Regions from separate parts of the Homo sapiens genome. Here all the other regions are linked to region 3. The links are chromatin loops, found by intact Hi-C in ENCODE. Cell type or tissue: heart right ventricle. All regions are shown on one strand. Links, peaks and the distances in the headings refer to the core of each region. The heading gives the core; the rest is flanking DNA.

Region 1 (8,847 bases), core at 1-5,000, 70 kb before region 3:
ACAGCCTCTCCTGCCAACGAGGGGATTTCATCGCTGCTGGGAAGGGACCTCACACCAAAAGAACCCTGGTGGAGGCTGGGCATGGTGGCTCACGCCTGTAATCCCAGCACTTTGGGAGGCCAAGGCAGGCGGATCGTGAGGCCAGGAGTTCAAGACCAGCCTAGCCAACATGGTGAAACCCCATCTCTACTAAAAATACAAAAATTAGCCCAGTGTGCTGGTGCATGCCTGTAATCCCAGCTACTTGGAAGGCTGAGGCAGGAGCATGGCTTGAACCCAGGAGGCAGAGGTTGCAGTGAGCCGAAATCAGGCCACTGCACTCCAGCCTGGGCGACAGTGAGACTCATCTGTGGGTGGGAGAAGTGGGGGAAAGAATGCTGGTGGTTCCCAGATGCCTAACTCCCTTTCAGAAGGGAAGGAACACTTTCAACTGTGATCAGGACTCAACACCTCTGGGGATAACGAGCTGCTTTCTGGAAAGAGAGCAGGACAGGGAATCAGGACACAGGTGCTTCTGACCCCAGCCAGGAAGCCCTGATCTACTGAAGGCTCCTTAACCCAAGTTCAGTCTAAACATGACTGCTCACTAAGGCCTTTCTGCAGAGGCCCTACACTGAGAAAAGCCCCCAGTCCAGCTGAGAGTGCCCTCTGGAATGGCTGCAGGGCTCCTCCTTCCCCGGCTCCTCCTCCACTCAGACCCAGGCCTGGGCCCTGCTCGCTAAAGCGTGAAGGAGGCCCCCCAGGGAAGCCGCAGGCGCAGGGGCTTTAAATTATAGAGCAGCTTTCTTAGCCCCTCTCAGAAAGGCCCAGGCACCTTCGCTAAATAATTCACGACCTCAGGAAGACCCACTGGTTCTTGACACAGATGAAGTAGGTCAGCCCTCGGCTTGGCCCTGGGTGGGGGCCATAGGACACAGAGCAGCTTTCCCACCAGCACAGGCAGGGGCTGAAGGCTGGGCGGCCTTGCCAGCTGGTCCGATACTGCAGCGAGGCAAGGGGCACAGCGCGGGAGACGAGTAACCCCGGACTCCTCTGGGCACGAACACAGCCACCCTCTGAGGTCCAGGTAACTCGCCCACAGACACCCAGGGTTACCTGCAGGGCCTGGTCCTGGCCAGGCTCCTCCTCCTCCTCCCTCAGAGCACCTGGGTCGCCAGCTGACGCATTCACCAGCACTGACATCTTAGACCCAAGCCGACCTGTGCAGGACTGGGATTCAGGAGACGGGGTAAGGCGGGGAGCGGTGACCTGAGGTGCAAGTGAGGAAGTGACCAGAGCCAGCCACAGCCACTTTAGTTTTGCTTAGAGCAAGGCTGGAGCAACACCTATTGGGAGGGGGGTTCCGGGGCCTCTGCTGTCCTCCCTTTCCAGGCACGGCTTTGGGTCTGAGGTGCGGTGCGGTGCAGAGCAGCTCTCCCAGGAGTGGATGAAAAAACAAACAGTTAAACCCTGAGTTCAGCACACCAGCCCTCCAGTAAGAGTCTGAAAGGATTTCAAGCAACCTCTTCACAGACAAGGAACCCGAGACCCCAAGTCACAAAAGGTAAGACTGAGGGTCATGACGGGCATCCTGACACCTGGCCCAGGCCAGCCTGGGCTCTTGGCACTGCACAGCTTCCCTGAGCCTCACACCCATTTGCTCCCGCTCCAGGAATCAGAGTTGCAGCCCATAGACTACAGGGTGGATGAGGTTAACCCCTTCTGGGCAAGATTCCAGGTCCTAGCCTTCCCTCCAGCACAGCCTCACAAGAGGCACGCCAAGGACAGACACCACCTGGCAGAGCCCAACAGCCCAAACCTCAGTCCTCTTTTACCAGAGCGAGACTCAAAAAGACCACAGGCCGTAAATGGTTAAGCCGAGTATATCACCGCCTTCCCCCAGGAAGGTCCCACCTGGGGGCCTGCTCTTGGTGTAGGGAGTCTCTCCCTACCCTGACAGCCTGGAAACTGAGGAAGTAAAGCCACAACTGCCAGGCCCTTAGGCAAGTCACTTACCCTGGACTTTGTTTCCCCAGCTTACAAACCAGGGAGGCAGGAGAGGCTAAGTGAGCTCCAAGGTCCTCCCCCACCACCTTTACAGTCACAAGCCAGCTGCCAGCGGGCCAGGCCCACTTCACTTCCTTCCCCCGACTCCACATCTCTCTGGCTCTGCCTTCCCAATGGCAGTCTGCGTCCACGGAAGGGGGAAGCAAAGGCCGAGAGCAGTCATTTTGGTTTTGTTTTATTTTGCATTTCATATATTATCCAGTTTCACATTCTCACAGGATCAGCAATGACAACAGCCGCCTCATCTCCCAAGTCTGAAATGGCCAGACGGTCACAGCTGCGGCTGACAGTAAAGCACTGATATGCTCAAAACAAAAAACATTGCACAGTGTTTCCTTCATTTCATTTTCTTAAACAAATGCCAGACACAAAGGCGTACTGCTGAAGAATGGAAACCCTTTTCTTCTTCATGCCTCAAACTAAACATTAAACTTATCTGACAGGGCGAACGAGGTCGCTTTAATAATTAATGGTACGCACATGAAAAATCCTTTATGATGCATAAATATTTTGTTACACAGGGTACAAAAATACTTCTCACGTTTTGGTTGGTTTCGAGGTTTGGAAAGAATGAGGAGCAGCGGCGGGCGGGGTGCGCTGTGGAGAGGTGAACAGAACGGGCAGAGAGGGCTTTCTTACGACTGTTGGCCCATCCGAGAAGGCAGGAGCGGAGGAGCCCCATGTGAAATGAAAAAGCAAACCCCATCTATCTGTTGGGTGGAGGTGGGAGCTGAGCCTGGAAGCGTGTGGGGCCACGGAACTTGGGCCTCCCTGAAGCGGGGTGGGTGCAGGGGCGGGGCGAGGAGAGAGGGGCAGGCAGGATGAACCACTGGGAGCCAGGACCTGTCGCTATGGTGACAGTGTGAGAACAAACTGTACACTCATATATACAAGTATAAGTGTCTTAATTCATGCCAGAAAACATGCAAAATTAAACACCTCACTTCCTCGAGGGGGAGCTACAGAAGCAAGTTTGGGCGGGAGGTCAGGCCTTGCCAGGTCCCAGTGAGGCCTCCGAGCTGGATCTGGGCGCCCCAGGGAGAAAGTCCCCAAATCCTCCTGGGAGGCATTGGAGAAAGGCTTGAGGGTGCAGAACAAGGTGAGGAAGAGGAGGGAGGGGAACAGGAAGCAGTCCACTGAGTCAGGCTTGGGATTCACAGTCTCTGGAGGGCAGCAGCTCTGTGCAGGCCGCCCGGGGGCAGTGGGAACTCGGGGCGCCTGTCCCGGCACCACCACAGATTACCAGAACCACCTCCCCGGTGACCAGACCTGGAGGGAGGGAGAGAGGCGGCCGTGAGCAGAGGCGTGGGACTAGAGCTAAAGCCAGGCCTGCTCTGGGCTCGGCTAAGCTCTTGAGACCCGGGGCAGAGGGAGGAACTACGGCCCTTCAGGGAGCCGGAGTCTAGGACACTTGTCCTGGGCCTCTGGGGCCAACACTTACTGAAAAACTAACAGAACTGACGGTACTTCCATCCTTGCTGGGTGGTGTCAGAGGAAGGGTACCAGCGCACCTGCAAGAGAAGCCAACGTCAGGAGCCAGCTGTGCATCCCTTCCCTCAACAGGAAGCCAGGTAACCATGGCCATCGGTGTCCCCGCTGGAGTCCTGGTTCTGTCACTGATTGGCTGGCACATTTTGGGCCAGTTACTCACCTTTAAGCATCAGTTTCTCTATCCGGCAAGTGGGAGTGCACTGCCTGATGTGCCTCCTCTGCAGGACACAGGTTCCAGCGAAGGAAAGTCACGCAGGCGTCTCATACCCCAATCAGCCCAATCCAAATGGGCCACTATACTGGTGGGAGCCCTGGCAGCTGGGGGCAGTGGTGCCAGCAACCCGCCCTTCCCCTTTACTGACACAGCACGGAATTCCTAATTCTGTGGAGGAGGAGGAAAAGAATGAGCCTCATACATTTTTGTTTGACTTCTTTGGGTCTCAGTGTTCTCATCTAGCTATAGGACAGAAATGACGAAGTCATATGTGGTTGTGAGGATCAGGTAAGACAGGATGTAAAGATACAGTAAGGCCGGGTGCAGTGGCACACACCTGTAATCCCAACACTTTGGGAAGCTGAGGTGGGAGGATCACATGGGCTCAGGAGTTCAAGACCAGCCTGGGCAACATAGGGAGATAATGTCTCTATTAAAACCAAACAAGGCCGGGCGCAGCGGCTCACGCCTGTAATCCCAGCACTTTCGGAGGCCGAGGTGGGCGGACCACCTGAGGTTCAGAGTTCGAGACCAGCCTGACCAATATGGAGAAACCCCATCTCTACTAAAAATACAAATTAGCCGGGCGTAGTGGTGCATGCCTGTAATCCCAGCTACTCGGGAGGCTGAGGCAAGGAGAATCGCTCGAACCCGGGAGGCGGAGGTTGCAGTGAGTTGAGATCGCGCCATTGCACTCCCGCCTGGGCAACAAGAACAAAACTCCGTCTCCAACAAAAACAAAAACAAAAAACAAAACAAAACCCAAAGTCCGTGTAGACCCCAAGGGGTAGGACTCTCCAACATCAGTCCTGATTCTTCTGAGAAGCCATGGATGAGACCCAGCTGAGGCTCCCGTTTTGACCTTCCCACCCCTGCTGTGCCATGCCCTCCATCACAAGCCTCTAAGTCCAGAGGTCTATAACGTCAGGTGGGCGGCAGCTATCTGAGATCATCCTCACCAGTGCCTGGAAGTTGCCTAAACCCTGGCACTTGCCAGAAGGCCCCACAGAGCAGTAGCCCCAAAGCTGGGTTCCCAGAGACTGGTCAAGAAAATGGCACGTTCCCTCCTCCCTGTGGGCCAGTCATCTGGAAGGCAAGTATGCTGACTGCCAAGACCGCAGGGAAGGCCGCCTGCCCCAGTTATGCACGGTGAAGCATGTCTGTCCCAGCCTGACCCAGGACAGGGAAAGGGGTGTGGCGGGGGGAGCGGGACAACACAGGACCTTGAGTTGCGGTTGGGGGATGAGCATCCAGGGAGGGGAGCTGGAGTCCCCTCAGGAAGGGAAGGGGCAGCACATGAGCGTGTGGCAGGAAAGGAGTAGAAGCTGGGCCTGCAGACAGCTCCCTTGAGGTTGGAGCAGGCAGACCCAGTTACCCACTTGGCTGCTGGGAACTCCTGCTTCCTGGGTAAGCCATGCCAGGCCGTCTGGGGGCTGATGGAAGCTTCCTAAGAACCCGTTCCTATCCCCGCCAAATTCTAGGTGCTGTTTTGTACACTGCAGAATTCCAGCCACCACATCCCAGGAGCTCAGCGGGAAGTTAGAAACCTGGCTGGACACTAGCACTTATTCCACAAGAGAGGGACACACGAGGAAACGAGCAATGCTGCTATCAGAGAAGCCGGCGGCTGGCACCAGCTCAGGGAGCCCCTTAGTGGGCCCTGACCACTGCCCTTCATGTAGCCTCCGGCAGCCCCACAGCAAGGAAATCCCGGACGGGCTGGGTGTCCCGCAGGGCCGGACAAGGGGAGAACATGGACGACAGAATGGAAGGAGCTCAGGAGGCCTGCAACCCAACCTCTTTCACCACTGGGAAGCTAAGGCCTTGAATGACTGCCTAAGGCCGCCCTCAGCATATCTGCTGGATCCTGCCCTACACTCTCGCTACAAGGTGCTGGGATTCCTGCTTCCCAAGCAGCGACTTTCCCTCCAGCCTGAGGGACTCCTTGGGGAGAAAGTGGAGGAAAGCTCCCATATTTGGGCTTGGGACAGCTGTGCCACTGAAGCAGACGGAATGCATTTAGAAGGGCTGCTTTTCCGCTTCCTCCGGGTGCCTGGCATAGGCCAGTGGCCTGGGTCCTCTAGAAGCCACACAATCCCTTCCTAGAGCTCTTCTTTCTGCTCCAGCTACAGGAGACCCCCAGGGGGCCAGGCCAGCAAGACAGGGCACCCGCAGTGTCCTTTCAGGGCCTCCAGTTGTGCCCAGGGGGGGGGGGGCTCCTGAGAGTACCCCCCACAGGCTATAGTGACCAGGTTCCGAGAGGGCTGCTTCAAAACAAAGAGCGGAGGATGCAAACTCAGCCGTCTCTCAGATCCTGGGACTGACCAGTTGAGAAGATACACCAGAAAGCAAGCAACGGGATGAACCTACATAAGAATAAATATAAGGCCAGGTGTGACAGCTCACGCCTGTAATCCCAGCACTCTAGGAGGCAGAGGTGGGCGGATCTCTTGAGCCCAGAAGTTTGAGACCAGCATGGCCACCATTACGAAACCCCGTCTCTGCAAAAAAATACAAAAATTAGCTGGGCGTGGTAGCACACACCTGTAATCCCAGCAATTTGGGAGGCTGAGGCAGGAGGATCGTGCTTGAGCCCAGGAGGCAGAGGTTGCAAAGAGCAAAGGTCATGCCACTGCACTCTAGCCTGGGCAACGGAGTGAGACTCTGTCTCAAAAAAATAAAAATAACTAAAAAAAGAGAAAGGAAAAAAAAAAGATATAAACAACCAAAGATATGGAAGCCTCACTTATCCGAAATTAAAACATTTAACCCAGACTGGTAAGTCTACACTTTCACCGTGTCATAGTTCTAGGAATTTATCATAAAGAAAACAAAACAATGGCTGGGCGCGGTGGCTCATGCCTGTAATCCCAGCACTTTGGGAGGCCGAGGCGGACGGATCACCTGAGGTCGAGAGTTCGAGACCAGCCTGACCAACACGGAGAAACCCCATCTCTACTAAAAATACAAAATCAGCTGGGCGTGGTGGTACATGCCTGTAATCCCAGCTACTAGGGAGGCTGAGGCAGAAGAATCACTTGAACCTGGGAGGCGGAGGTTGAGGTGAGCTAAGATCACACCATTGCACTCCAGCCTGGGCAACAAGAGTGAAACTCTGTCTCAAAAAAAAAAAAAAAGAAAGAAAGAAAACAAAACAGAAGAGGTGCCCAGAAGTACACACAAGGATATCCATTGTTGTATAGCTATCAGTAAGCAAAACTGTATAAACAAACCAATTTACCATCTACAGGGAGCTGGACACATTCGTACAATGGTGTACTAGCCAGGTATCCAAAATGTAGAGCTACACTTACTATTATTTATTTTAAGTCCTAATATTTAAGTTTTTTTGGTTTGTTTTGTTTTTTTTTTTTTTTTTTTTTTTTTTTTTTTTTTGAGACAGAGTCTCGCTCTGTCACCCAGGCTAGAGTGCAGTGGCGCGATCTTGGCTCACTGCAACCTCTGCCTCCTGGGTTCAAGCGATTCTCCTGCCTCAGCCTCCTGAGTAGCTGGGGTTACAGGTGCCCGCCACCACGCCCAGCTAATTTTTGTATTTTTATAGAGACGGGGTTTCACCGTGTTAGCCAGGCTGGTCTTGACCACCTGACCTCAGGTAATCTGCCCACCTCGGCCTCCCAAAGTACTGGGATTACAGGCATGAGCCACTGCGCCTGGCCCTAATATTTAAGTTTTTAAAAGATTAAATATGTATTGCAGTTTTTCTAAGATTCATACCTATAGATTTACTTATACACCTGCTCCAAACTACCTATCGAACTGAAGAATTAAAAGTACAGGTTTTCTGGGGATTGGATGATAAGCCAAAGGGAAGAGAACAAAAACTGCCTGTTTTTTTCCATAAATGCAGATATGCTAATACAATAATAGCTCCTGCTCATGAAGCACCTCCCCTGTGCCCAATGCTGTTCTAGGTAGATTTCATATACTAAGTTCATTTAATCCTCACAAAAACCCTATGAAGTAGATGCTATTATCATCTCCATGATACAGATAAGAAAATAGAGGCACGGGAGTTTATGTAACCTTAAGGTCACTGGTAAATGGGTGAACCAGTTTAAGGGGGAGAAAAAAGCCATGGAAGACCCGCATATCCTCAGGTTGGAACGTAAAATGAAATCCAGTCTGGGAGGACCGTGGGATGCAATAGGACGCTGAGAACCCTTGCTTTTAGGCCACCATCTTTCTATGCTGAACCCCACTGGGCCTGCCATCCACAGTTGCTTTTGTGCCTCACCCTCTTTAAGGGGAAGATTCTATCAAGAGGGTTAGAAGGCCAGGCAAGGTAGCCTCATGCCAAGACAGAGCAGGACCAAACAACCTCCAGGACCCCTCCTGCAGGTCTGGTCTCTGCAGCCACGTAGCTGTGGAGGCCTGGGCTCAGGCTGGGCTACTGGCAAAGGGCATGCAGCTGGGGTAGAGAACAGAGGTACTTGTTCTCATCACCTTGTCCTTCAGCTGCTACCTTCTCCTGAAGTCACCTCCTTGCCCCCAGGCACAGAAAAACTCAGTCCTTCTATTGGTCTTTTGGGTTCAAAACAATTCACTTAAGATCAACAGTGTCCATACTTCATTTAGACACTTTTATACCCTATCTCTGGGGCAGCACTGTCAGGGGGCAAGCAGTGGGGCTGTTGGAAGGAAAAAAATAAAATGTTCTTAGTCGGGAAACAGTAAAACAACCTGTTTTACTATTGAGGAAAGGGCTGCCCAGAGAGTTTGAGTAGCAAGGACAGAACTAATGACTCCCTGGTCTAATCTCTTCCCATTAGCCTGCCTCCCCAAAAACGCCACTATCCTTTGGGGTGGGTGGCCTCTATCCCAGTCCCCGTCCAAGGAAGGCCAGAAGGCAGGAACTCAGGCACAAAGAGGCCTCCAGCCTCAGAGAGGACCCAAGGGAACCCAGACAATAATGATATTAAATAACATCACAACCATCTGCACTTTCACAGCACTCCCTCCATGCCATCACGCGACTCCATGCCATCATGCGAACAACACACCTATCAAGTAGGCATTATCATCACCATTTTACAGAAACACAGAGATGGTGGGTAACGTGCCCAATGTCCCACAGC
Region 2 (9,191 bases), core at 1-5,000, 120 kb before region 3:
GGGAGTGTGTGACCAGAGTGCCAAAAGTGACTAGGAGCAGGAACTTGGCTCCGACTCAGTTTGGAAAATGGGAAATAGGGGACAGTAAGCACAATGCCCAGTAGTAGTTGATTTCCAAGGACCCTGGAACCCTACACTTGAGAGGCTTAGGGTCACCATCTGCTCAAGAGGATCCCCTCTGATCTACAGGCCTTTTCCCTAGGTTTCTGCCTCCTCGTTTTTGTTCAAGTTGGGTTCTGAGTCCTCCCCAAAAACCATTGTTTTAGACCTCTTGGCAGGGCCCCAAAACAGCCTCCCTCATACCCATCATTCCCTCTGCCTTCTGCTGCCCTCATGGGCAGTGCTCTGAGCAGTGACCTCCCTTTCCTCCGTGGAAGTAGCTAGTGCAGACACCGTCATCCCACCCCACCTGAGTCACCCCAACCAAGAGGGTGACTGAATTTCAGCCTGATTATGCCCTCCTGGGGCTCCTGTGAGGTGGAGCCAAGGTTCCCTCTCTGTTCCTGTTTGTTTTTAAATATTGTTGTGTGTTTTGTATCTGTGGCACTGGCCTGCAGCATACTCTGTATATATTGTAAAGAAACCGTTAGGAGTAATTTTCTTTTGCATTGGGCAGGCATGGCCCTGCATTCCTGCCCTTTCCACTCATTCTGTAACACAGAGGACGAACTTCTGTATTAGCTGGGCAGCCTTGGGTTCTCCAGAAGAGAACAGGTTTTTCTTTTCCTTTTTAATTTTTCTTCTTAAACATTTGGCTCTTTGATCCTCATATCCAAGTCTCCCCTGAAGAGTAGGAGCTGCTCAGAAGAGCAGGTGAAAGCCACCATGGCAGATCCTGATGCCTGCCGGGCCTAGTCTTCCCTCTGAAATAACATGAAGCAGCAGCTGTGGAGATTCTTGACAAGTGCTGAGTGAAAGATTTGCTGCCCACCTCTACATGGGGAGGAGAAACACAGGTGGGAGCTACCTGTGGCATCCATGACCTAGTCAGAGGGATGAGATGCTCAGCAGGGGTCCCCATCCTATCCCACCCCACAAACAAAGGCTGGAAAAATTTGCTACCAAGGGCCAAGACCACCAGACCAAGCCTGTTTATGAGCCACCCCTGCCCAGGCCCTCACAGACATTGCTCACGGGGCTTCCCATAGAGGAGAAGCTAAAGAGGGAGGGGGCCTCATCCCCAGATAGATCAGGCAAGGCTTGGAGAGCTGCTCTTTAGGATCCACATCAACTACTTCCTCATTTTAAGGTATGGCAGTTCCCTTCATCCCCTTTTCCTGCCTTGTACATGTACATGTATGAAATTTCCTTCTCTTACCGAACTCTCTCCACACATCACAAGGTCAAAGAACCACACGCTTAGAAGGGTAAGAGGGCACCCTATGAAATGAAATGGTGATTTCTTGAGTCTCTTTTTTCCACGTTTAAGGGGCCATGGCAGGACTTAGAGTTGCGAGTTAAGACTGCAGAGGGCTAGAGAATTATTTCATACAGGCTTTGAGGCCACCCATGTCACTTATCCCGTATACCCTCTCACCATCCCCTTGTCTACTCTGATGCCCCCAAGATGCAACTGGGCAGCTAGTTGGCCCCATAATTCTGGGCCTTTGTTGTTTGTTTTAATTACTTGGGCATCCCAGGAAGCTTTCCAGTGATCTCCTACCATGGGCCCCCCTCCTGGGATCAAGCCCCTCCCAGGCCCTGTCCCCAGCCCCTCCTGCCCCAGCCCACCCGCTTGCCTTGGTGCTCAGCCCTCCCATTGGGAGCAGGTTGGGGCGAGCTGGAGGCCCGGGCTGGAGGGGCAGTGTTGCTGTTCATAGATTTTGTTCCATTGGCGTTGCTCTGTTGAATTTAATTTCAGTCTTCCTGATTCTTCCCTTCTGTAAAGTGTACATTACCAAGTTCCTTGTTTTTTTATATATATATATAAATATATATATATACAAACTGTACTCTTTTTGCCTTTGTACATTCAGGCAAGAAGAGAAAATAAATCTTTTTAAGAGACAATCACAAATCTGTGAGGGCTGCTGGTTATTTCTCCTGGAGTTTGCTGCTGAGCTGCCTCTTCCTTCCTCCCAATTTTCCTGTTCTCCCTCAGCTCTCCTGATCTTCCTGGCCCTGCTCCATATGCATCCTCAGCTTCACTTTCCCTGGCTGATGGCAAGCTGTTGAATCCAGTGTCCAGACTACCTGCCTTGTAACCCTTTTCTGCCCAGCATTGTTTTCTGGCTTGGCCACTGGCTTAGCCCAGGAGCTTTACTCTGTGCCCTGGCCTCCCCTCTCTTCACCTTTAGATTTCCATTCACCGAAGTGGCTTTGGACCCCTGGGTACTCTGGGACCTGTTTCCTGGAGGCCCTGGCTTGGGACACTCACCTGTGAAACTATGCAGCTGGGAGCTCTCTGCCTAAGAGTTTGCACTATTTAAACCTGCCTGGGAGTTAGGACGGATGGTTTTAGGAATGACCGGAAAACTACCCCTAAAACTCCCCCGACATTCCAGCCTCTAGAATGCTCTGATCCAGAGCTCAGTGGATGATTCCCAGCTGGTGGACTCCTGTGGCTACCCCATCAGAACAAGGGCTAAGGGTTTATGGGTCAAGAGTATTTGATCAGAATTTTAAAGGGTGGTATACTCTGAAACACAGCCCAACCAAACCATTGTTTGGCCGCTTTCTCTTTTCCTCTACCTTCCTCATCCCCACTTTTTTCCCTTTCTCTCTACTTCCTCTTCTTAATTGGCTTTGGAATTGAAATATATTTTTAAATTATTTGTTGTATTTATTGAATAAAGTTTTTAATGTCCCTGTTCTTAAATTTAGACTTAGTTTGCCTTTCACACACCACCCCCACCCCCAAAATATTCTACCTTCTAAGTTGCTTTTTAAACTGTAGTGCAGCCTTTTGGGTACCATATTTCTTTCCTGTCAGTGGTCTTCAATAGCAAAAGTTTTTTTTGAAAAGGGAAATCTTGACTGGGTGATTTTTTTTTGAAGAGGGAAATCTTGACTGGGTTTCCAATTTAGCCTTTGTGACTCTAGCCGTATTGAAGAGGAATCACCAATAGGTGGCAGCAGAATCTCAAGCATGTTTCTTGGGAAAAAGTAAGGGACTGAGTTTTGTCTTGGTTCTTTTTCATCTGTCTTGTCGATTCCTTGTGTTTGTTTAATATCTGCATCCTAAACTGCCAGCTGCCTCTAGGAATTACCTGCCCAGTGGGGGACACTTGATTTCAACGGAATGTCTCTAGTCCCAGACTTGCTCTAATAACATTTGCCAGGCACGGTGGCTCACGCCTGTAATCCCAACACTTGGCGAGGCCGAAGCGTGGGAATCACTTGAGGCCAGGAGTTCGAGACCAGCCCGGGCAACATGGCAAAACCCTGTCTCTACTGAAAATACAAAAAATTAGCTGAGTGTGATGGTGGGCATCTGTAATCCCAGCTACTCAGGAGGCTGAGACAGGATAATCACCTGAACCCAGGAGGCGGAGGTTGCAGTGAGCTGAGATTACACCACTGCACTCCAGCCTGGGCGACAGAGCGAGATTCCATGAAAAAAACAAAAACAAAAAAAAACTTGGGATTCGAGCTCATTACTTTTAATGAATACAAGTTAGAGTCCAAGATAAATGACTTGGCCCACAGTGAAAACACAAGCAGGCTCCATAAAGAGCAATGTGAGAGCCACAGCTTAACAGTAGACAGTTGCAAAAATGTAGGTGGAAGAACATGCCCTTCAATTGGCAAAACAGAAGCAAAAGAAAAAAAGTGCCAGTAAATCCTTGAGAAATTAAAAAAACTGTGGTGAAGAGGATTCCAGCCCCCTTGGTACCACTGAGAGCTTATTCATCAGGCTGTGGTGTGGGGGACTGGAAGCCACACCTTAGGACACTGAGCTCCAAAAGGGGAAAACTAGAACAGGGAAGGTGTGTGCTGCATCCTTCAAAGACCTCAGGAATGGGAATGTCAGGAGCTCCATGCAAAAGCCAAAACCCAGTATCAGGACCCAACCTCCCCAGCCTTTTACAGAAAAGGAAGAGCTAAGAGCAGATTGGATCTTGGGTATAGCCTCTCCTAGATGAAGCTGATATGTACACATCTCTCTCCAGGGGGCTCTGGCAGTAAGTCTCAGACTCCTAGCAACCCCGCATTTCACAGTGTAATATGGCCCCAGAGAGAGACCTCAGCCAGTTTATCTGCCCTCCTACACTGCAGTTTTTTTCCCAAGGAGCACGCACCACACCTCTATTTATTAGGCTCTGGAGTCAAAACAGTTTGGTAGGGAGTTGGTCCTAGTTCAGAAATAAAGAATAGACCAACCACAACTTTAAATCAGTTTATTGACACAGTAACACAACACACTTGCCTCCCTGACATCCCCGTCCCCCTCACCCAATCTAGATCTCTCCCCCTTGCTCTCCCCTTAGAAAAAGCTGTTTAGTGAAAACAGTTAAGGGCAGGCCACTTCTACACTCCCAGCGCTACCCTAGGCCCTGCAGAGCAGAGTCTCAGACACTACTCGGAACCTGGTGGGGAGGCAGCTAGTACTATACTCAGCCAGCCAGAAGTATCCAGTCCCTAAGAACGGATTGCCCCACAATTCCCAGGCCCTGAGTTGCTATATATTCCTCTTCCTTACTGCTGTTTGTGACCCCAAGAAGGAGACCTTGGGGCCTGGGCCTGCAGCCAGGAGCAAGAACTCCTGGCAGTGATTTGAGAATTAATTAGAGTTTGGCTAGTGTTTTAAAGGCCCAGGCATCCCCCAAAAAAGCCCTGGTGGTGGGAGTAAATTTCAATGCCCCTATTTAAAATGTACTGATAACATTAAACAGATTAAGCCAGCTTAACCAAATGCCAGAATAACACTAAGCTGTAAAGAAGGAGGGGTCGGACCTGCTTACTCCAGGCCAGACGCAAATGCACACAGAGAAGCCCAGGTAAGAGTGTCAAAAAACAACTCAAGGACACTGCCCAGGGACTGAAAAGCCTATACTCAGGAGCCCCTGGGGTGACAGGAAGCAAAGAAAGAAAATACACAAGTCTTAATAACCAAAACAGAAAGCCAACAGCAGGGAAACCTGAGCCTGACAGTGCTGCCCACCAGCCCTCCAGGCCATGCCCCTGAACCCAGACAGTCCCTCCCCCTCTAGGCAATGTCCTCCCCTAGGCTAGATAGAACACATCACACAGCGCAGTTTAGAAAGCTTCTAATGCCAGTTCATAAACATCTTCATTTACTATTGGTGATTACATGTGAATAATATGTTTATACTGTTCTTTATGGAAAACAATTTCAACGAGTCAACTCCGAGAACACAATAGGCAACCCTCACCCTGAGCCCCTCAGTGTCCTTCCCTAGACAGCGAGGAGCCCTCTCGTCTGTCCCAGGGCTGCCTAACTTCCCCTCTTCCCCCACTGTGGCTCTTGGGTAAAGCATCCTCTATGACTATTAGTCCTCATCGGACAAGTTCTGGTCCAGGGGATAAACCATGAACATCACATCTGGCCGAGAGGGGACACAGGGATGGCCTGGACGTACAATCTCAAAGCCCAAGAAGCTGAAGGTCTTCAGGAGTGGAGCTGCAGAAGACAGAGTGTAAAAAAGTCTGATGAGAAACACAATGGTAGGCTGAAATCAAAACCCCAAACAAAGATGGAACAAATAAGCACTAGGCTTTTACGAGCCCTTCAGGCACTTGCCCTCCTGCCATGATTTCCCAGGGTTTGAAAGGCAAATTCAAGAGTCCCACCTCATCCTGGAGGTGCTCCCTTCTCTCCCCCAGGCCCCACTGTCTGGGCTGTAAGGCTCAGGCCACTCTGACTCCTCACCTCTGTCTTCTCGGCCCTTCCTGAAGCAGATGAAGACATAGTTCACTTTCATCTTCTCTTCAGCAAACTCTAGCAGTGCTAACAATCTGCAGGAAGCAAAGAGAAGTACTTAGGCCCATCACCACCTTCCTAGACCTCCCTCCCATTCACACCCCACCCCCACCCCTACCAACCCAAAGGCTTTTCTGAGGCCTACAACCAGCAATATAAATACAGAAGCTCTGGGCTGGGCACAGTGGCTCACACCTGTAATCCCAGCACTTTGGGAGGCCGAGGCAGGTGGATCACGAGGTCAGGAGATCAAGACCATCCTGGCTAACACGGTGAAACCCCATCTCTACTAAAAATACAAAAAACTAGCCGGGCGTGGTGGTGGGCGCCTGTAGTCCCAGCTACTCGGGAGGCTGAGGCAGGAGAATGGCATGAACCTGGGAGACGGAGCTTGCAGTGAGCCGAGATCGCACCACTCCACTCCAGCCTGGGCGACAGAGTGAGCCTCCATCTCAAAAAAAAAAAAAATTCAGAAGCTCCAGGAGGAAGATTCCTATGTCAAGACCCCAAGAGCCTTGAATTTTGGAAAAAAAAAAAAAAAAAGCCACAGCGCCTGAGAAAAATGTTACTAACTTTTCTCTTCCTGCAATAGGAGATCTGAAAGTAACACTACCCATCTTAACTAATGCTGTCCACAAGACAGAGTCTGGGGCCTAGAAAGAAAACCCAGTTCTTCAGGTGTCCCACAGATTGCCAAGTCTGATATGATCACCTGCCACTGAGAGGGACACTCTGGGCTCTAACACTGCCTAAAAGGATTTTCTCAAGAGGCTGGGACCACTCAGGAACTCTGTCCTCAGGACATTTCTTACCCATCTTGGCTGCTTGGAGGGTCTTTGCCCAATCCAATGAAATCCCACTTACCTCTGAGCTTCCTGGGTGGGGTGTGAATGGGAGGGAGGTCTAGGAAGGTGGTGATGGGCCTAAGTACTTCTTTTTGCTTCCTAGCCTTTTAAACTACAGTACTGTGTAGCTACAGGGGGATTTAGTGTCAGAGTGAACCATGGGGCGATTAACCGGCAGGCATTTGGTTAATGTGATAACAATCTGCTTTAATTATAACCTAGAGCAGGCCTGTCTTACTGGCTAAAAATAACCTGTTACAAAACGGTATCTGCTTGGGGAGTCTAGAGCTAAGGGAGAAGGCACAGACTCCCCTACAATTCTGTTACCCACAGTAAACATATACTCTTCTCTGGAATGGGACCTCCTTTCCCTCCCCAGCATTTGGCTCTTTACCCTTCTTTGCTCCCATCAGCTAATAATCCATCTGGGATTTCTACAAACAGGCTCTGGCTGGACAGGACTGCATCCCAAGAAGAGACCTTCACCTCGGTGACCTCATACTGGAAGTGGACGATGTGAGGTTTTCCATCATTCACAGGGAGGTCCTGGGTCACAGTGAGCTTCTCGTCCTGGGAAGGAAAGCAGGGCAGAGGACCAGGTCACTACTGCTTCTGGCCATATCATCCACTCCCTAATCTAGGCGATGCTGGGAGTCCCCTTAGGCCAGTGTCAGGGTAGCGTGGGATAGAGGCCATGCTGAAAACGCAGAGCTTCATGATGGCTAAAAGGAGCTGTCACTCACCAGGCACTAAGACCAGTTGATGGTGGTAAAAGCTAGCAAAACAGAAAGGGAAATATTTACCTAAATTGTCCACTAGGTGCCAAGTACAAAGTGCTGTCCCATATATTACCTTTATCATCATGACAAGCACTTGAGATGGTAATTAACAACTCCACTTTAAGTCTGAGAATAATGAAGCAACTGACCCAAGGCTCCAAAGACAGTGAATGGCAGAGATGAGATTCAAACCCAGGTCTCCCTGACTCGAAAGCCCACGCTTTCCCCCAACACCATGTTCTTTTCCTTCCCTGTCAGAAAGGGAAATACCAAAAACAAATGAGGGTATGTATGAGGGTTTGGCTGGAGCCCCAGTCAGCCAAAGTCTGATTCCAAGTGGACTGCAGGGTCCGTGTTATCTCCCTTGGGCACAATCTCAAAAGCCCAGAATTCAGCTGCCTTGCTAACCTTCCATCCCAGTCTTAGTGAGAAGCTAAACTAACTTCTGGGCCTCAATTACAGCAGATTAAAAGGCAACAAATGGTGCTGATATCTCTCCTCTAGTATTCCCAATAAGCCATGCAACAGCCTCAGCTGAAAGAGTCCTTCACAGTCCCCCCACTGGCCTAGGCTAAGAGCCAGAAGACTAAGAAAGTGATTATTCCCCTTGAGCAGCAGCACAGTGGAGTCTGAGAAAGCTCCAACCCCAGCCTTCCATCCCAGGGTCCTCCTTACCTTATATATTAGAGCTGAGAGAGAAGGATCCCTGCCGCCCCCTCGCCCACCGGGGATCTTCGACAGTGGGTGAGGGGCATCAGGAGCACCACAGAGGCCCTGGAACAATGTGCCTGCAGCACTGGAGCTGGGGACAGTTACTCAAAGGCAAAATACTACTGCAAGAGACAGAGAGGGTGAGACAGTAAACACCAAGACTTGACGATTTTTTTTTTTTTTGAGGCGGAGTCTCGCTCTGTCGCCCAGGCTGGAGTGCAGTGGCACGATCTCGGCTCACTGCAACCTCCACCTCCCAAGCTCAAGCGATTCTCCTGTCTCAGCCTCCCGAGCAGCTGGGATTTCAGGTGCACGCCACCATGCCCAGCTAATTTTTCTATTTTTAGTAGAGATGGGGTTTCACCATGTTGGCCAGGCTGGTCTCGAACTCCCGACCTCATGATCCACCCACCTCAGCCTCCCGAAGTGCTAGGACTATAGGCGTGAGCCACTGCGCCCGGCCAAGATGTAAAGATATAACTCAAATCCCACCCCCACCCCATCCTGGCTCTCTCTAAACAAGGGAAGGCTTATGAACGCTCCCAGCTGCCCCAGTCCTGTGGGCTTCAGCTTCCAGAACTACGCTGCTGTCTTAAGGGGAACCCACCGTGTTGCAAAGTCATGGGGAGGAAGTCTCAGGAGGGCCAAGGGACTCCAGCTGGGTTTATTTGACCGGAGGAGCACCTAGCAATCTTCTAACAAATCACTGTGGCACTGGGCAGACCTTGGAAATCACCAGGTCCTGGCTTACCTGCCAAGCCTCAAACCCTGTGCCAGTCTCTTTTCATTTCCCTATGGTGCCTCAACCACCTATGTGGCAGAATCAAAAAGGCCCACAGTTACAGGCTGGAGAGGGGAAGTCATATGGTCTGGGTACCCTGTTCCTGAGGAACTCTCAAGGCTACTTCCCCAGTGATGGCCCCATCCCCCTTCTGAGCAAAGGAACTGGGGTGAGAAACTTTTTTTTTTTTT
Region 3 (9,679 bases), core at 3,060-8,059:
TCTCCTGCCTCAGCCTCCCAAGTAGCTGGGACTACAGGCTCGCATCACCACGCCCAGCTAATTTTTGCATTTTCAGTAGAGACAGGGTTTCACCATGTTGGCCAGGCTGGTCTTGAACCCCTGACCTCAAGTGATCCATCTGCCTTGACCTCCCAAAGTGCTGGGATTACAGGTGTGAGCCACTGTGCCCAGTCCTTTCTTTTTTTTTCTTTTCTTTTTTTTTTTTTTTTTGAGACAGTCTTGCCCTGTCGCCCAGGCTGGAGTGCAGTGGCGCGATCTCGGCTCACTGCAACCTCCGCCTCTCAGGTTCAAGCTATTCTCTGCCTCAGCCTCCGGAGTAGCTGGGATTACAAGCACCCACCACCACGCCCGGTAATTTTTGTATTTTTTTAGTAGAGATGGGGTTTCACCATCTTGGCCAGGCTGGTCTTGAACTCCTGACCTTGTGATCCACCTGCCTTGGTCTCCCAAAGCGTTGGGATTACAGGCGTGAGCCACCATGCCTGGCCTTTTCTTTTCTTTTTTTGAGACAGGATCTTGCTCTGTCCTTCAGGCTGGAGTGCAGTGGCACTATCAGCTCACAGCAGCCTTGACCTCCTGGGCTCAAACAATCCTCCTGCCTCAGCCTCCTGAGTAGCTGGGACTACAGGTATGCATCACCACACTCAGCTAATGTTTTTTTGATTTTTTGTAGAGACAAGGTCTCACCATGTTGTCCGGGCTGGACTTGAACTCCCAAAAGTGTTGGGATTACAGGCATAAGCTGCTGCGCCCAGCTGAGAGAGACCATTCTGAGAGAGGCCATGGGAGCCTCAGCAGGCTGTGAGACAACCTTAGCCAGGGCAGGAGCCTGGAAACAGGTGGGCAGATGAGGCTGGGCTGATGGGAGATGCATGAGGTCTGAGCTGGAAGGGATCTCAAAGATCTCTCCAACTCATTTTACAGGAGGAAATTGAGGCCCAAAGAGGGAAAGGGGCTTGCCCAATGACACACAAGAGGTTAACGGTAGAGCCAGGCTAGAAAGACCCAGAGAAGATCAAGTACACCCCAATTAAACACAAAGTTCACCCTCACATACTCCCACCTCCAGGCACCACCGCCCCCGCCCCATCCAACAAGCACACTAACACTGGGGCAGTGACAGTGGCTGCATTTCCTCCTATAATAGACCCTCTTTTCCCAGGATGAAGCCCCCACCTTAGGTTATTAGGGGCTCCAGTCAGACCCAGCTCAGCTTCTATTTCACTGTGGGGACCCTGGGGCCTTCCTTCCCATTCCCTGAGCCACAGTTTGCTCATCTGTGATGTGAGGCCACTGGACCAACTGACCACTGTGGTTTTTTCAGTTCTCAGTGAGCAGAGGAAGGCGAGGCTAGGGCTTCTTCCTCCCTCTGGTCCCCCAGCCCCCAGTCCAGCCTGACAGGGGTGGGGCCGGCCTGCTGGGGCTCACATGCCTGAGGAGTAAGCTCCTGGTCCCGAGGAGGCAACATGATCTGTAAAAGATCCCTGACCATCTTTTTGAACCCTGGAGAGGGCGTCTCAGTCATATGAGGACCACAGGGGGATTAGCGATGCTTAGAAGGGAGGCCAGGGAGGCAGCCACCTGGGGGAAAGACTAGGAAGAGGGGAAGTGGGAGAGAAGGAAGTAGCAGTGGGGCAGGTCTGAGTCAGGGACCGAAGACCTGGGAAAGGCAGCTCTGGTGGGTCTGGAGAGGAGGCAGAAGAGAGGAAGGCAGGCGGAGGAAGGGTGTGTGCTCAGGGCTTTGAATGATGCCTGAAAAGGGCCTAGAAGTCTTGTGTCACATAGTCCCTGGCACAAGGAGACCTGGCAGAGAAGGGGAGAAAGCGTTAAATCTGGAGCCTGCCAGCTTGGATTTCAGACCCTTCCACTCAGGCTGTGTGACCCTGGGCAAGTTTTTTGCTCTCTCTGAGCCTCAGGTTCTAACAAAGAGCAGTTTTGGTGCATCGTTCACACTGGGTGGGCTGTGAGGTCAGATGTCCATCCAACCTCAGACCCTCCATGGCCCTTGCCGGTCTTCCTGGGTATGCCCCTCCTTTAGCCAAAGCATATATCCCCCCATGCCCCTCCCCCAACGCCTGCAAGAGCTGCCCTGTCCTAGCCTTCTGGGAGTGCCCCAGCCCCTCTGAAGGGGTTCGAGCCAATCCAGGGCCTATGCAATGAGGGACCAGCAGGACTCAGGGGATGGGGGAAAGGACCTTCTCAAGGCTCATTTTGGGAGGGGGAGTACATACCTGCTTCCCCCACCCGTGCTCCCCCATGACCCACTCCATGGGATATTTGGGTTTCCTCCCCTTTCCCGAGCTCAGGCCCTGCTTGCTTTCTCCACAACAAGGAGCGAATGTTATTTAAAAGGAGATCAGGAGATTTGCCTTAAATAGGCATGGAGTGCTGTGCCAGGTCCCAGTAGAGGGGCGGGAGAGGAGGCCATCTTGGCGGAAGGGAGAAAGGAGTGGAGCTGCAAGAGAGAACAACCTCCCAGGAGTGCGCAGAGCCCTGCACAGTTTACCAAGCACAGGCCTAGTCTGCGGGGAGACGCCCCGGTCTTCAGATGCCAGGAGTGTGGAGGTTTTCTGGGAGGCAAGGGGATAGGGCCTGCAGAGTGGGGGGCTGTCTTGAGACCTCCCCTGACACCTGCCCCCACCATCAGTTTCCAGACCTTTGGCCCCTGCCCCCGGGCTGCCCCTGCCTGTCCTCCCAGCCCTAGCTTGTAACTGGATGCCATCCTCACTCTGCACCTTCCCAGGTGAGCTGGGGCTCTGCTTACTGAACCCAACACCCACTGGGGGCGGGGATTGAGGGGGCACCCCTGGGGCGGGCATCTGCCTGGAGGCTGAGGCTGAAGGCGGGAGCTGGAGCTGCGGGGGAGGAGTGGAGATGGGCTGGCTGTCTCATTCACAGCCCCCGCCCCAGGCCTCCTCAGGAATTTAGGGTTCCAATTCCCTATTCAAGGTCACCTTCTAAGCCTTTCAAGCCCCACCCCTCCCATCTTGGCCTGCCAGGGCCAAGGACTCAGGGGCACCCCCCTGCCATTTCTGTCCCAGCAGGTGATGCTCTTGGAATCTTAAGGAAATGGAGTCTGGCCTGTGGAGTTTTGGGGACAGAGCTAGGGGGAAAGGAAGCATCCCATGTTCAGTCCTTTTTTCAAAGGCCCTGAACACCAAGGTGAGGCCTCAGATACCTGGATGCCCAACCTGGATCTGCCATTTACAGCCATATGACCTAGGGCCACCCACCTTCTGTGAGCCTTGACTTCCTCTGTAAACTAGGTCTAAAGATTCCACTGTAGACTGGGCGCGGTGGCTCACACTTGTAATCCCAGCACTTTGGGAGGCTGAGGTGGGCGGATCACCTGAGGCTGGGAGTTCGAGACCAGCCTGACCGACATGGAGAAACCCCGTCTCTACTAAAAATACAAAATTAGCCGGACGTGGTGGTGCATGCCTGTAATCCCAGCTACTCAGGAGGCTGAGGCAGGAGAACTGCTTGAATCCGGGAGGGGGAGGTTGCAGAGAGCCGAGATCACGCCATTGCACTCCAGCCTGGGCAACAAGAGCGAAATTCCGTCTCAAAAAAAAAAAAAAATTCCACTTTAGAGTTGTCGAAGTCGCTTTCATAAGAAAATGGGCAGAAGACAGAAGGGGGATTATGCCCAAGTGCACTAACTGACCGGGACCTGTACCTCACGTGTGTTGCGGGAGGCAGAGTGGGGAGATTTCATCCTCCCCTTCCCCATGGTGGGTGGGCGCAGCCCAGGTCCTCCAGAAGGCCAGACAGGAAGGAAGGCTTTGTGAAAGATGGCATTCATTTACTCTGGGCTGCTGTGAATTCTCTTTGTTATTCCCCAGAGGCTGCTCAAGAGGGGGTTAATGGGGCGGGGGATGGCCCCTTCAGGTGACAATAATCAAGACAAATAAATAAGAGCTAACCTTGAGGGTTTGCTGCATCCCTGGCCTGACTCCAGCTCTTCTGTCTTCCTAACTCCATCCATGTTTGATCGGCTTTATCCCCATTTCACCAACGATGAAACCAGAGCTCAGATTTAAGCAGAATAACCACAGTCACACAGTCGGGAACTGATGGGGCCAGTGTTTAAACACAGGAATCTGGCTTCAGGGCTCTCTGCTGACTTTGCAAAAATCCCAGGACCCTTTATTTGGGACTTGGGTTCCAGATACAGCTTGCAGTGTGGCCATAGCCAAGTCACCTAACCTCTCAGAAGTTAGGTTTCTCAGCCATGCGCAGTGGTTCATGCCTGTAATCCCAGCACTTTGGGAGAACAAGGCAGGCAGATCACTTGAGGTCGGGAGTTCCAGACCAACCTGACCAACGTGGAGAAACCCCGTCTCTACTAAAAATACAAAATTAGCCAGCTGTAATCCCAGCTACTCGGGAGGCTGAGGCAGGAGAATTGCTTGAACCCATGAGGCAGAGGTTGCAGTGTGCTGAGATGGCACCACTGCACTGCAACCTGGGTGACAGAGCAAGACTGTCTCAAAAAAAACAAAAAAACAAAAAAGAGAAAAGAAAAAGAAATTAGGTTTCTCTCTTTATAAAATGGGGACAATTGTCCCAACCTCCCAGGGTTATTGTGAAAAACAAACTAGAGGGTTAATGAGGCCGGGCATGGTGGCTCGCCCCTGTAATCCCAATGCTTTGGGAGGCTGAGGCAGGAGTATTGCTTGAGCTCAGGAGTTCGAGGCTGCAGCAAGCTCTGACTGCGTCACTGCACTCCAACCTGGGTGACAGAGCTAGACCCTATCTCAAAAACAAAAACAAACCAACAAGAGGGTTAATGAGCACAAAGCAGATAATCTGATGGAAGATTATTTAAAACTTCCCTGCTCTACACTAACTCAGCCCCCACCTCCTAAAGTGTCCATGCACCCCCCACCTAAGCCCAGAGACTGGGAGACAAAGGCTCTGCGGTTCCCTGGGAAAGGACTGAATGACCAATTGGCGCCACCTAGTGGTCTGCAGTGCATGGGGAGCGGGAGGGCCCGGCTGCTCCGGGATTGGGGGTTAAGTAAGATCATTAGCCCAGTGCGGATGGGAAAAATATACCAGGACGTCAGAAAGGATGGGGTCAGGCCTAGTTGGCACCCCACTGAAGACAGGGTGAAGGAGCGCACAGGGCTCAGGGTTCTATTCTAGTTCCAGTTCTGCCACTAAGAACCTCTCCAGGCCTCAGCTACCTCCTTTGCAGAATGGGAGTAAACATTCCTTACCTCTCAGGTCACTGTCCAAGCCTTTGTTCACTTATGAAACATTTAATGAAGCATCTGCTTTCAAAAGTCATCCTGCTGAGGGTTGTGAGGACACAAAGACATCTCAGCTGTGTCTCTCGGGATCAAGGGATCCGCTTCATCCTAGCAGGGAGACTGAGCTGTAAATTGCTCACTACCCTCAGATGCAGATCCCAGGGGACACTGAGGAGGGAGCATAAGGCACAGGAGGCAAGTGGAGGGACAGCAGGTAGTGGGACTCCCCCTCCAAGGGTGAATGTCTTTGAGAAGTGGCAGGAACTGTGACAAGTCAGGTCATAAGATTATCTTTCTGAGGGCCATCGCCCCGCCCCTCTTGCCTGGCCCCCTGCCTGCCTCCCAGCTGGGGACTGGATCGCCCTGGGCTGAGCCCCCTACTCTGGGCTCAGCCCCCTCAGGGCCAGGCCAGCCTCCCCACATACCACCTTCTCTTGCATTAAAGCCTTTAAAGTGGACCATAGGTCCATCAAGGATAGTTCACATCTCTGTGCATTTGCACTGTGTAGCTCCTCTCTCCAAACACCTTTTCTCCAACTCGTCCACCTGGCAAAGTCAACTCCAGCCTTCCTGTGGGAGAGTGGAGAGGAGAGTGCGAAATCCCCCAACTAGGAAGGAAACAGAAATGAAGGGGTGCCCCCTGCCCCCATCAGCAGTGGCACAGCCTGTAAGAATGTGAAATATACATTTGGTCTTCATCCCCATTTCCTGGCATACAACTCCTAAAATCCTTGGAATCTCCAAAGTGATAAGTGTCTTTTTGTATGCTGATGATTGCCTGATGGCCGGCAGCCCCTAGGCAGCTTCAGGATGGGGCTGGTCACCAGAAAGACCAGGGCAGGATTAGAGGGTTGGGACTTTCAGCCCCACCCTATGACCTCAGGGGAGGGGAGGGAGCTGAAAGTTAAATTGATGACCAATGGTTAATCAATCATGCTTACATAATGAATTCTCCATAAAAGGCCCCAAAGCAGAGGTTCTAAGAGCTTCTGGGTAGCTGAGCAAGTGGATATTAGTGGAGGAAGGCTTTCCCACAGAGGGAAGCTCCACACCCCTTCCCCCACGTATCCTTTTCTAATAAAGTGATAAATGTGTTTCCCTGAGTTCTGTAACTCACTTTAGGAAATTAATCAAACCAAAAGAGGGGGGTCTTGGGAACCCCAACTTGAAGCCAGTCGGTCAGAAGTTCCAGAGGCCCAGACTTGTGACTGTCTGAAGGGGCTGTCAGTTTTGGTGACTGAGTCCTCAACCTGTGGGATCTGAGGCTGCCTCCAGGTAGATAGCTTCAGAATTAAATTAGAGGACACCCAGCTAGTGTCCGCTACAGAATTGCTTGTTTGTTGATGGGAAGAAGTCCCTGCATTTGGTCACAGAAGTCTTCTCTCTGTGTTAATTGTTGTTGCTGTTGAGAGAACAGGAAAAAGCAGTTGGAGTTTTTCCACCCACACCCTGCTATATGAGGGCAGCTTTCTTGGGCAGGTAGCAAGTCCTGGTCGCCTAAGGGTAAGCTCTCTACCTTCCTTATTTCTTTGTTCATTCCCTTGCTGTCTGCCTGCCCCTTTCCATGTGCTGGGTGTGTGTGTGTGTGTGTGTGTGTGTGTGTGTGTGTGTGTGTGTGTGTGTGTGTATTTTTGCTTTGTTTTGTTTTGAGCTGGAGTCTCACTCTGTTACCCAGCCTGAGTTTCAGTGACATGATATCTTGGCTCACTGCAACCTCTGCCCCCTGGGCTCAAGTGATCCTCCCACTTCAGCCTCCTGGGACCACAGACACGCACCACCATGCCTGGTTAATTTTTTGTATTTTTGGTAGAGATGGGTTTCACCTTGTTGCCCAGGCTGGTCTCAAACTCCTGATTTCAAGTGATTCACCCACCTCAGCCTCCCAAAGTGCCGGGATTACAGGTGCGAGCCACCGTATATGGCTCTCCCTGTGCTTCTTTGCCTCAAATCCAGAAGTTATCTGAGGACACAGTCTTTCCTGGCCTTTGCTTCACAGGTAAAGTTCCTTGAGAGGATGATGCTGGGGGGAAGGAGAGGCAGAGAGAAGGAGGGTTCCATAGACTGGGGAGGGGCAAGTGGTCAGAGGGTCCTCTGGGAGCACCACAGGGAGGTGGCAGGGGCCCAGAGGGCCTGGCATGAGGTACTGGAGAGTCTCAGAAAGCCTCCCACCCCATCCCAGGGCCCAGGCTGAGTTACTGCCTATGGATGGTGATCAGGGCGGGCCCTGAAGATGAGAGCGGCTCCTATAAGCCCCACTCTCATTTGACCCTGGGGATTGAGGAGCCTCCTGTCTGACTGAGATAGGGTTTCCCTACACCCCTCGGGATACAGGCTCAAAGTTAAGTTAAATTAGATGTCAAGAAAATAGAGAGCCGTGAGGTTTCTTGCACACCTCATAAAATAATCCACTATTGTGATCTGGCATGCGGGTCAGGAATGTCTGGAGCTCACCCACCATGTGGAACTCACTTGTCTTCCTCTGGGGGCCTTCCAGAGAGCATCTTCACCATGAGAAGGGATTGCTAAGGAGAGGACTTTCCGGTGCCCAGGTAGTCTCACGAGAAAGACATTTTATATAGCAGGACAGATGCATATGAGACTGGGAAAAGCTGTGATCAGCCCCTGCGGAAGGGGAAGGGGCTGGGTGAGTGGGATGCCTCAGCCATGTGTGGAGGATGGAGTCAGAGAGAGGAGTCCCAGGTGAGGATGCAGAAGATAACTGCATCACCGGACCCTCAGACATCCCCAACAACCCGGCCTTCGGGGGTGATTAGAGAGTCATCCTGGACAGAATCACTAGGCCCTCTTGCAACTTGATGAAACATTTGGCCTCTTGCCAGTAGCCACAGGACTTGCATGGGAGACCAAGGTCACCCAGCCCCATACCCGCCTTTAGGTCTGAACTGAATCGGGGGAGGAGGTAGCAGAGTGCAGAGCTCCTGCCCCTGGCAGCTGTGCTCAGTGTCTGGTGGCGGCTGCAAAGGTCTTCCTGGCCTGACTGCTCCCAGCTCTACTCCTGCCAGTGGCTCTAGCCTTTCTGATTCCTATTTGTTTCCAAGCCTAGTTTTCTGGGCTTCATATCAGTTCTTTGAGATAGCCTGTTGTTATCTTCCTTTCCTGCTTCAATTATCCTGAGTCAGTTTCTCCTCTTTCCATCCAAGACCACCGAAGGTTGCAGAGCTGTTAGAGAATATGAGATAGTGCTATCTGGGCTGAACTGGGTGGTCCCCAGACCGTGTGTTCAGTAGAAGGAAAGAGTGAAAGCAGCAAAGTGCAACCAGATTGTAACTGCCCTGAGGGCAGGGCCTCAGTGTGACCTGCTCACAGCTGGACCTGGGAGAAGGGATGTGTTGCATGGGGAAATTGGGAACATCTGACATATAAATGGCACCACATTTAAAGACCCCCATGGTTGCCCACTTGTTGTGGGGTAGGGGAAGGAGGTGTCACTCTGGTGGGCTTGTTTTCTGCTCCTAAGAGTGTCTTCTGTTTGGAACAGAGAAAAGAAATTGTGTCACAGAAAAACAATTGACTCAGCCGGGCGCAGTTGGGAGGCCAAGGTGGGCAGATAACAAGGTCAGGAGATCGAGACCATCCTGGCCAACATGGTGAAACCCTGTCTCTACTAAAAATACAAAAATTAGCTAGACTTGGTGGCATGTGCCTGTAATCCCAGCTCTTTGGGAGGCTGAGGCAGGAGAATCGCTTGAACCAGGGAGGCAGAGGTTGCAGTGAGCTGAGATCGTGCCACTGCACTCCAGCACTCCATCCTGGCAACAGAGCGAGACTCTGTCTCAAAAAAAAAAAAAAAAAATTGACTTCTCCAGGTCAGGGAGGGTGGCACCACCATGCCCAGCTAATTTTTGTAGACATGGGGTTTCACCATGTTGGCCAGGCTGGTCTTGAACCCCTGACCTCAAGCCTCCAGAGTTCCTCCTGGGACTACACCACTGTGCCCGGCAAATTTTTGTTTTTTGGTAGAGACAAGGGCTTCATCATGTTGCCCAGGCTGGTCTCGAACTCCTGGGCTCAAGCAATCCACCCGCCTTGGCCTCCCAATATGCTGGGATTACAAGTGTGAGCCACCTTATCAGGCCATCTTTTTTTTTTTTTTTTTTTTTTTGAGAGAGAGTCTCTCTCTGTCACCCAGGCTGGAGTGCAGTGGTGCAATCTCAGCTCACTGCAAGCTCCGCCTCCCGGGTTCACTCCATTCTCAGCTTCCAGAGTAGCTGGGACTACGGGCGCCCACCACCATGCCCAGCTAATTTTTTTGTATTTGTAGTAGAGACGGGGTTTCACTGTGTTAGCCAGGATGGTCTCCATCTCCTGACCTCGTGATCCGCCCGCCTTGGCCTCCCAAAGTGCTGGGGATTACAGGCGTGAGCCACTGCGCCCGGCCC

Evidence for each region. A loop is a pair of places that touch in the nucleus more often than their neighbours do. Peaks named below come from ENCODE experiments on the same cell type or tissue, not always from the same donor. Only the 100,000 strongest peaks of a DNase experiment are listed, where the experiment ranks them.
Region 1: a loop joins it to region 3, with 6 times the contacts of the local background. A loop is called at or near these places in 103 of 110 quality-filtered maps.
Region 2: a loop joins it to region 3, with 4 times the contacts of the local background. A loop is called at or near these places in 41 of 110 quality-filtered maps.

Annotation. Positions count from the first base shown.
Region 1 is chr15:64,737,686-64,746,532 of GRCh38, forward strand. RBPMS2 (RNA binding protein, mRNA processing factor 2) reads right to left here. Exons shown (of 8, transcript NM_194272.3): 7 at 3,488-3,557; 8 at 2,206-3,315. The coding sequence ends at 3,495. Among named protein-coding and RNA genes, the nearest start is that of MIR1272, 20 kb to the right of the region's middle. RefSeq lists an enhancer at 4,895-5,396. In heart right ventricle, for the core only: a CTCF peak has its summit at 3,006 (motif pointing right); a DNase peak (open chromatin) is centred at 2,856; H3K4me3 peaks cover 610 bases; H3K27ac peaks cover 2,392 bases.
Region 2 is chr15:64,683,251-64,692,441 of GRCh38, forward strand. ZNF609 (zinc finger protein 609) reads left to right here. Exons shown (of 10, transcript NM_015042.2): 10 at 1-2,818. It overlaps OAZ2 (ornithine decarboxylase antizyme 2), which reads right to left. Exons shown (of 5, transcript NM_002537.3): 2 at 8,184-8,341; 3 at 7,124-7,299; 4 at 5,834-5,919; 5 at 4,324-5,584. The coding sequence ends at 5,454. Among named protein-coding and RNA genes, the nearest start is that of OAZ2, 15 kb to the right of the region's middle. RefSeq lists an enhancer at 2,292-2,793. In heart right ventricle, for the core only: a CTCF peak has its summit at 3,057 (motif pointing right); a DNase peak (open chromatin) is centred at 3,287; H3K27ac peaks cover 2,966 bases.
Region 3 is chr15:64,805,113-64,814,791 of GRCh38, forward strand. No RefSeq gene overlaps it. Among named protein-coding and RNA genes, the nearest start is that of PIF1, 16 kb to the right of the region's middle. RefSeq lists enhancers at 569-1,077, 1,585-2,092, 3,616-4,123, 5,646-6,153, 6,154-6,659. In heart right ventricle, for the core only: CTCF peaks have their summits at 4,993 (motif pointing left) and 5,200; a DNase peak (open chromatin) is centred at 4,989.